3 separate regions of the Homo sapiens genome follow, and regions 2 and 3 are each linked to region 1. Evidence: read pairs that join two places in POLR2A ChIA-PET (ENCODE). Cell type or tissue: MCF 10A. All regions are shown on one strand. Region 1 overlaps TEAD1 (TEA domain transcription factor 1). Region 2 overlaps TEAD1 (TEA domain transcription factor 1). Region 3 overlaps TEAD1 (TEA domain transcription factor 1).

What was found. Peaks named below come from ENCODE experiments on the same cell type or tissue, not always from the same donor. Only the 100,000 strongest peaks of a DNase experiment are listed, where the experiment ranks them.
Region 2: POLR2A ChIA-PET joins it to region 1 with 44 read pairs; 3 of 35 experiments call an interaction of 5 or more read pairs at or near these places.
Region 3: POLR2A ChIA-PET joins it to region 1 with 64 read pairs; 8 of 35 experiments call an interaction of 5 or more read pairs at or near these places.

What each region holds. Positions count from the first base shown.
Region 1 is chr11:12,679,098-12,681,597 of GRCh38, reverse strand. All of the region lies in intron 2 of TEAD1 (TEA domain transcription factor 1), which reads right to left. Among named protein-coding and RNA genes, the nearest start is that of TEAD1, 5.9 kb to the right of the region's middle. RefSeq lists enhancers at 1-562, 582-876, 563-1,280, 844-1,403. In MCF 10A, no CTCF peak of the experiment used is centred here; a DNase peak (open chromatin) is centred at 1,137.
Region 2 is chr11:12,841,884-12,844,383 of GRCh38, reverse strand. All of the region lies in intron 3 of TEAD1 (TEA domain transcription factor 1), which reads right to left. Among named protein-coding and RNA genes, the nearest start is that of TEAD1-AS1, 80 kb to the left of the region's middle. RefSeq lists an enhancer at 1-599. In MCF 10A, no CTCF peak of the experiment used is centred here; DNase peaks (open chromatin) are centred at 1,233 and 1,943.
Region 3 is chr11:12,768,758-12,771,257 of GRCh38, reverse strand. All of the region lies in intron 3 of TEAD1 (TEA domain transcription factor 1), which reads right to left. Among named protein-coding and RNA genes, the nearest start is that of TEAD1, 96 kb to the right of the region's middle. In MCF 10A, no CTCF peak of the experiment used is centred here; DNase peaks (open chromatin) are centred at 27 and 1,047.

The sequences.
Region 1 (2,500 bases):
AGCTGAGGCAAGAGTTCCCCTACCAATCCATCAGTAGGGGAGATTTTAGTTTTGCTTCAGCTTCACTGGACACTTGAGTGGTGTTCTGGAAGCATTTTCCACTTTCACAAGTTCTAAGCATGAAGGAAGCTGCTTCTTGCCTCCAAATTACAAATGGCACATTCCCTGATTTCAAATTATATAAATGGTAATAATTTTTGCATTTTACGGCTAAGGTAAAATTTAAAGATGAAAGGAAATGAGGGAGGTATTCTGAATGCATAACAAAACTAGAAACCTTTCATCAAAATTTAAAAACAGTATCAAACTTACTCCTTCAATATTTAAAGCAAAAGCAACTTTGAATTAAGAGAATTTCTCGGCTCAGACAATATGAAATGCTATTAAGTATCTGTTTTCTGTTTTTCTCTCAATGACAATACATGACAAGGTCTTCTAAGTGCCCAGGATTTCAAGATGGGGCTGATGGTTCCTTCAGCTAATGGAGCTCTAACTCTAACCAGCATTGTCTCTCAAAGGCTTTGAGATGAAAAGGCAGCCAGGGAGAAAGGATTGAAAGAGATTCCACCAAAGGAAGCATCGGCTCACAATGGTTTCAGAATCAGTTAGCCCCCAAGACACCCCCAGCCACAGTAATGGGTGATCTGAAAATGAAGCATATCAAAATGCTATTGATAAGCTAAATTACCAGACAGCTTATCTGAGGCCCACATCCGCCATATGGTGCCCCAAGTTCTGCCGCCTGTTGCTGCCATAACAATAGGCACGCCTACCCAGAAAGCACCATCAGACAGAAACCCAGCAGCGGCGGCATGTGGGGCAGCTACTGTGTTTACATTTTATTTTGTGCCATTAGCTTTGTTCCTCCCCCTATCCCAGTAGGGATTTGAAACACACACACACTTAATGTCACAAATCCCTGTTACCTGCAGAATGCATGCATGCAGTCTGCATGTGAGCACGTGTACGGGGATAGATCAGGTGAACAGAGAGAAAACCAGATGTCAACTTCAGAAATGGAGCTGCCCAGTGGGGGAGGGCGAGCCAGGCAGGCTCCCAGCTAGAGCTGCAAGCAGACAATGCGCTTTTCTCAACAGGCTCGGGCGGGCGGGCCTCGGGGAGTGGCTATTTAAAACACTTGGCTCCTTTTATTTCACCACCACGGAAGTGAATTCGGTTCTTAAGTGCCAGAGCAAATGAAGTCATTTGGTTTCCGCGGGCTCTCCGCATCTCAGCAGAAGGAGTCAGGCTGGACGAAAGTCGGAAGGCCCATCTAAGTTGTTCTTTCTTACAATTAAAATTGATTCCTGGAGGATTAGGCGCTTGGGCTTCATTTAGTTTTTTTCTTTGAAAAGCTATTAAAGTCAAAGAAAAATTAAGGGATACAGACACTGGGATGAAAGCCGTCAAAGACGACTCCCTTCACAAAATGCCATCAAGTCACAGAGTAAAGAAGGAACAGATAAAGCAATTACCTTCTAAAGGCTTGGTTGGTATAAAAGATTAACAATGATTTCTGTCAAATACATTCATAACAATTGCGTATTTCTCTCTTAGAAGACTCCCATTTTTGCAGATGGTAATAAAATATTCATTTATTTAGTTTACTATCTATTAGAAAAACACTGGTTTTCAAAGAGAACTCAGCAGTGTGTAGCATCAGGTTATACAAAAATGCTTGGATACAGAGCAAAGCAAAAAAACAGTCTCTTTCTTAATATTCGGATCTATTGAATTATTACAGAAAGGCACTCATTTCATTCCCCTAGATTTACTCACACCTAAGCAGACAACATTCTTGGATGAACTTTTCAAATTTTCTTAAACATTCCAAGTTTAAAAAAAAAAATCCCCTTTCAAGTTAAATTGAGATTGCACTTGAACACCATCCAAGAGCAGAGCTGAACTGAATTATGATAATTAGAAAGCTGTGCCTATTAAAAAAAAAAGCAGCACAGTTGATGCATTTTTTTAAAAAAGTTCATGCCAGAGAATATAAGTTCAATATGTTCTCACATAATTAACATTTCCCACCATTAGCAGCAGTTTTTCAGTTTATGTATCAGTAAGAACAACAGTGTTGTATATTCCCAGTCAAGAGTGTTTCAGTCACTTTACACATACATCTAAACCTGTCAGATGCCTAAAAGCAACCAGAATTTCCCATTAGAGATGACGGATGCTTAACTTGTTCATCAATAAGCCAGCTTTTTCTTTTAAGCCCATTTTCCAGGGTCCCATGCCTGCAAATTAAAACTGCTAATGAAATCCTAGGACAGAGCCTTCAAAACAAATGTGAATCACGAAAAAGGATAGAAAGCATTGCATTAGGATAGTAAAGACCAGTTTTAAACAAGGCGGGGTGGGTGTAGTGCATGTAACACACCCTTCCCTTGGCCTGCCACAAAGGTAGAAAAAAGATAGGTTTTTACGAGGACCTTCCCCCTACTCCCCACCACCACCACCACTACTACCATTATCCAATCAAGAAGAGGAAACG
Region 2 (2,500 bases), 160 kb before region 1:
TTTTCAAACAGGAATTTCTAACACGTTGAAAGAAAAAACTATGAGGAAAAGGTGATTTTACTCTAATCTCTGGACTCTTAGTTCTTAAGAGGAAAAAGAGATAAGCAAATGTGAAGTTTTTAACCTTGGATTAAAATTTGTCTTCTTAAAAACAATGGCGGCACTACCATAAAGACCTTGTAACTAAATTATTTACATTTATTTAAACATTAAAATGCTAAAACAAAAAAAAGCTTTAAGTCATGATGGGTGAAAATAAGAAACTGGCATAAAGAAAAGTTTCTGAATATTTAATGTACATTCTTTACAGTTTATATAAATTCAAGTTAAAAGAATCTCCAAAGAAAATAACTTGAATAATTTAGCTATAAGAGGACTTCACAACCAACAAAATGTCATTTTTAAGCAACAAGGTAATTTATAAAGTAAAAGAAAACGGAAATGATCTAATAGGAACATGGGCTGATTATTCCTTTAATATTAGGCTTCGTGGTCAATGGTTGGTTATTTAACCCGGCTCCAGTTTTAATAACAAAAAAGTGACCACAGAAACATCTGATTTTTAAAAAGAACAAGTTTTCAGCGCCATAAATGAGATGCATGCAATTATGGCTGGCAAGACATCAACAATGAAATATTCCATACATGGAGTTATTTCATGTGGTTTTAAAACTTTATTCTTTTCTCTAGACTTTTTAAAACACAAACTGAAAAGTAAAACAAAATAAACAACCAAACCCTGCAGATTTGAAAAGATTTAGCTTTTGTGAATAACAATCCATTAGATTAATATTTTGTCAATGTCACTTGTCACAACAAAAGCAGCAGCATTTATAATTTACTCTAAGACTGGTTTAATTAAAATTCAAAAAACCACAACAAAGCTATATTGAATTTCATTTCCCGCATTGTAATTACTTACTTCGTAGCTGACTATAAACAGTATTTTATTACATCCACAAAAATGCGTTTAAAAACTAACAGTAATTCGTAGACACTGGAAGAACTGAGGGAACAAGTCCTGTCACTTCTACTTTGAATAGAGTGCTACTTTCTACTTTAGTGTGACATAAGGAACGAGGATGCATGATCTTTTCCAATCTGAGGGGATCTATAGATCTGACAACATTACCTACCCTTAGAGCTGGGCTCGGACTCCTTGTGAACACAGATTTGGCAGAGCAAGATCTATGTGCACCCTCCCAAGACCAAGAAAGGGCCTGACTTGGCTCAAATCCAACAATGAGACAATAGAGGCTGCCAGGCATGATGGATGACTTAAAGGACTTAAAACCACCATTTGCATCCTCCCAGATAAACAATTAGCTAGAAAAAAAATTTTTTTTTTCCTGGAAGCAACTTCCAATGCTGTTACTCTGCCTAGCAGAATAGAGTTAGTTTAGTGAAATTAGAACAAAATTTGAAAATGTCTCAGACAAATGTTCTTAAAGTATCTCACTGGAATTAGAAGAAATAAACCATTCATTTTAGATTTTTTAAGTTTAGAATTTTAAAAGTTAGAAAAGGCTTTGATGCTTATAACTCTCTTAAAGTTAGTGTCAGAAGGTTTTCAATATATTTACTTAGTTCATTTTTGTATTCCTTCTTCCTTCATTTGAAATCCATGTAATTCTTAAAGGCAGCATAATAAAAAAAAATTCACTTATTGGACAAGGCAGGCAGGCATAAACACGATTTAAGCATGAAAAAAAGGAAACGGCCTTCAGACATGCTTGCCAGATAAAAATCAGTGGTTCTGAACCTGCATACAAGCAATTTTCTGGAGCTCATGAAGACCCAGGAGAGAATGCTTGAGAAACGACAGAGAAATCTCTTAAAAGTCACCCTGCATTTCTCTAGAATGAATTTACAGGACAGGCTAAGAGTATCTCCGGAAGTTCACCAAGCCTCCATTAATAAATGAGGCAGCAGTGTGGTTTCCGTGGCAACAGACTCCTAACTCCCGCAAGCTTAGTGCACAACTGCCAAAGATTTCTCCTCAAATCTCAACTTCCTGTTTCCAGGTACTGACAAAACCAAACATACTTTTAAGCCCAGGGAAACAGCAACAGTGTAAGGGTTTTCAATAGGTATTCTCGTAACGGTGGTTTGGTCAAAAGTGAGGTGGACTAGGCAGCTCCATCTTGCTGCAGAGATTTGGAGAACACTTTTAAAGGGAGCTAAGAGCCCCCTGAGAACGTTCAGTGAGTTAAATACATTTGCTGTAATATTATAATGTGTTATGACAAGCTATATATCATTATAATAGGTTCCCATGATTCACATTTGCCTGTTTTGTTTTGTTTTGTTTTGTTTTTTTCCTCTGCTCTGTGGAAATGATTTGGGGGTTTGGGTAAGCTTGATTCAGAATTCGGCACATGAGGAAAGCCGACTACATTTCTTTAACATATGTAACCTTGAGGTTTATAGGAGAGGTCACGATACATTTTAAAAGAGACCTTCCCAGACTATTTCATATGAACGGGTAAGTGTGGAAAAG
Region 3 (2,500 bases), 90 kb before region 1:
CAGGCACCTTGGCATGGCACTCGGACCCGCAACGACACAATGCTGGCTCCTGTACCCCTCCCCCAGGAGATATTTTCATTTCTAAGCACATCAGGGCTGTGCCCTTCCAGGCCTCCATGCCTTTATCACATGTTCCTTCAGCCAGAATGCCCTTCCCTTCTCCTTTTCCCCAATGGGGCAAGTCTGAACCTGTGCTCCAGAACTTGCCTGAAGTTACATGCAACAGTCCTAAAACTACATACAAATATGTGATTTTTCTGGGGGAAAGGGTCCATAGCTTTCCACAGATTCTCCAAGGGGTGGAAATCCAAAATAATCTATAATCCAAAATAAGTTTAAAAACCGCTACATGATCTTTTTCCCAAAGTTCAAAGTTAGCTAAGTCTGTCTGTCTCATGCTCTCTTTCATTCTCAAACATATACAAGTCAATTCCCCAATCATAAATGATCACACTTTGTGCTGCTCCACTACTAAACCAGGTATATCTCTAGTACAGAATATACTTCCTTCCATATCAATATTGGAGTCATTTGTATTGACTGGCTTGGTTGTAAATGTCAGCTCCACAGCTTATTTACTATGTGACCTCAAGCAAATAACTTGACCTTGCTGGACCTCACTTTCCTCAGCAGCAAAATGGGCATAATTACAGTACCTATATTATTGGGTTGTTTTTGAGGAATAATCAAGATCGCACATCCTATAGCAATGGGAAAGTGCCTGGTATGTTAACTGCTCACACAGGTCAGCTTTTTAAGTTATTTTATGTCTGTTGTCCCCATCACATTCAAAGCACAGTGCAGGCCCTCAATAAATGATTTATGAATCCACATCTTCCTGAATCCCAGGGCTCATCCACTGCCACAGAAAAGCTGTTGGAAAGCATAACTTGGTAATACTTTCATGTTCTTTTCCTTCTACCTCCCTTATGACCAATTCTTGAGCCATCTTTAATTAGCTACTTTGTACCCGGATTGCACATGAGCTCACACCTTGTGCATACACTTTTGCATACCCCCCACACATTAAGCTTCCCAATCAAAATGCTGATGACGCTGGCCCTGCTATTCTCACAGGAACCAAACTATTTCAAAAATTCCCCATTACTCATCTGTTCTGAGCATTCCAGAATTAACCCTTGCTCTGCTATTGTCCATATTTTGTGCAGAAATCTTTTCTATCTCTTCAACTAACATTTGCCAACATAAAAAATAGGGCTTCTTCTTTCTCAATCTAAGATCATTAAATAAACATCTTCCTCTTTTTTTCCTTCTTTTTTTCTAGCCACTTCCTCCCACAGGAGAGGCCCTCAGGGCTTACAGGCTTAATCACCTACGTTCTCTGTTTGAACCATAATTCATCTCCCATAAGCATTTATTCAGCAAACATTACTGACACCTTCTATATTCCAGGCCTTGAAATACATCCTGTGATCGGTGGGGTCCCGGCTTTGGGAGCTTCTAGCCTGTTCTACCACATAGCTGTTTGTTTCACGCTTCTAACCAATTAACTTGAAATAACACCCTGAATCAGAGGTCCGAAAGAGGAAATCAAAGATGCCACATGATGTTCATATGGAGCTCCGAGAAGAACACTTTGCCAAGGCCTGGAGACCCTCCAGGGCTGGGAGTCTATGGCCATTTCCACACCAGGGCTCTGGGGCCTCCACTGACAAAGCCTACCTCCCTGATCCTCAAAGAGCTGTTATGAGAACATACTATCTTATAAAAGGATGATTCTGCAATTTTTTGACCAGTCCTCTGCATCCAGAGGAGTGTAGCGACCACAGGTTTCAGTCTCTTTGCTGTACTGACTAATCAATACATACTCCCACTTACTTGTGTGCACTCTCATTCTGATACCCCCTTGTCAGTTCTGCCACTACCTCATTTAAAAAGCCCTCTTTCCTCTTCTGACTTCTGCTCCTATGAAGTAAAGAAAGATGCAATCCTAAGTCCTATGCTGTCCTGGTGGGCAGGGCACAGGTCAGCAGCGGGGGAGGACTGACTAGAGACACCCTCCCCCTCATCTTCGCTGGTCCTCACAATTCAGGTCTCTGGGGCTGACCAGTAGTCCTGGTATCCCAGTAAGAAAGGGTCCTTCCTTGGAGCTGACCTAAGCAAGGATCCTGAAGACATCTGCTTGCAAAAGGAGAAAGTCAATAGTGGCCAGGAAGATGTCTGGAAGCAACAGCTCTGCCCAGACTGCTTATAGGATCCTAGGGCACTAGAATCTTCCAGACATCCTCCTGGCCACTACCGAGGCCAGGCTTGTGATCTGGGATCCTCTCCGCTATGTTATTTGAGATGATTTCTTCCTGCCAGCAACAGGCCAGGTGCCCTCGACCTTGGTAGCCAAGAATAGGCTTCAAAAGGCTAAGTGGAAGGTGACCATCTTCAAAGGGCTCTCAAACTTCTCAGAAAGCTTTGGCACACAGTCCTGACCTCAGGTCAGTTTCCTGCAAATGAACTTGAGATAGCTCCATGAGGGCAGGGACCA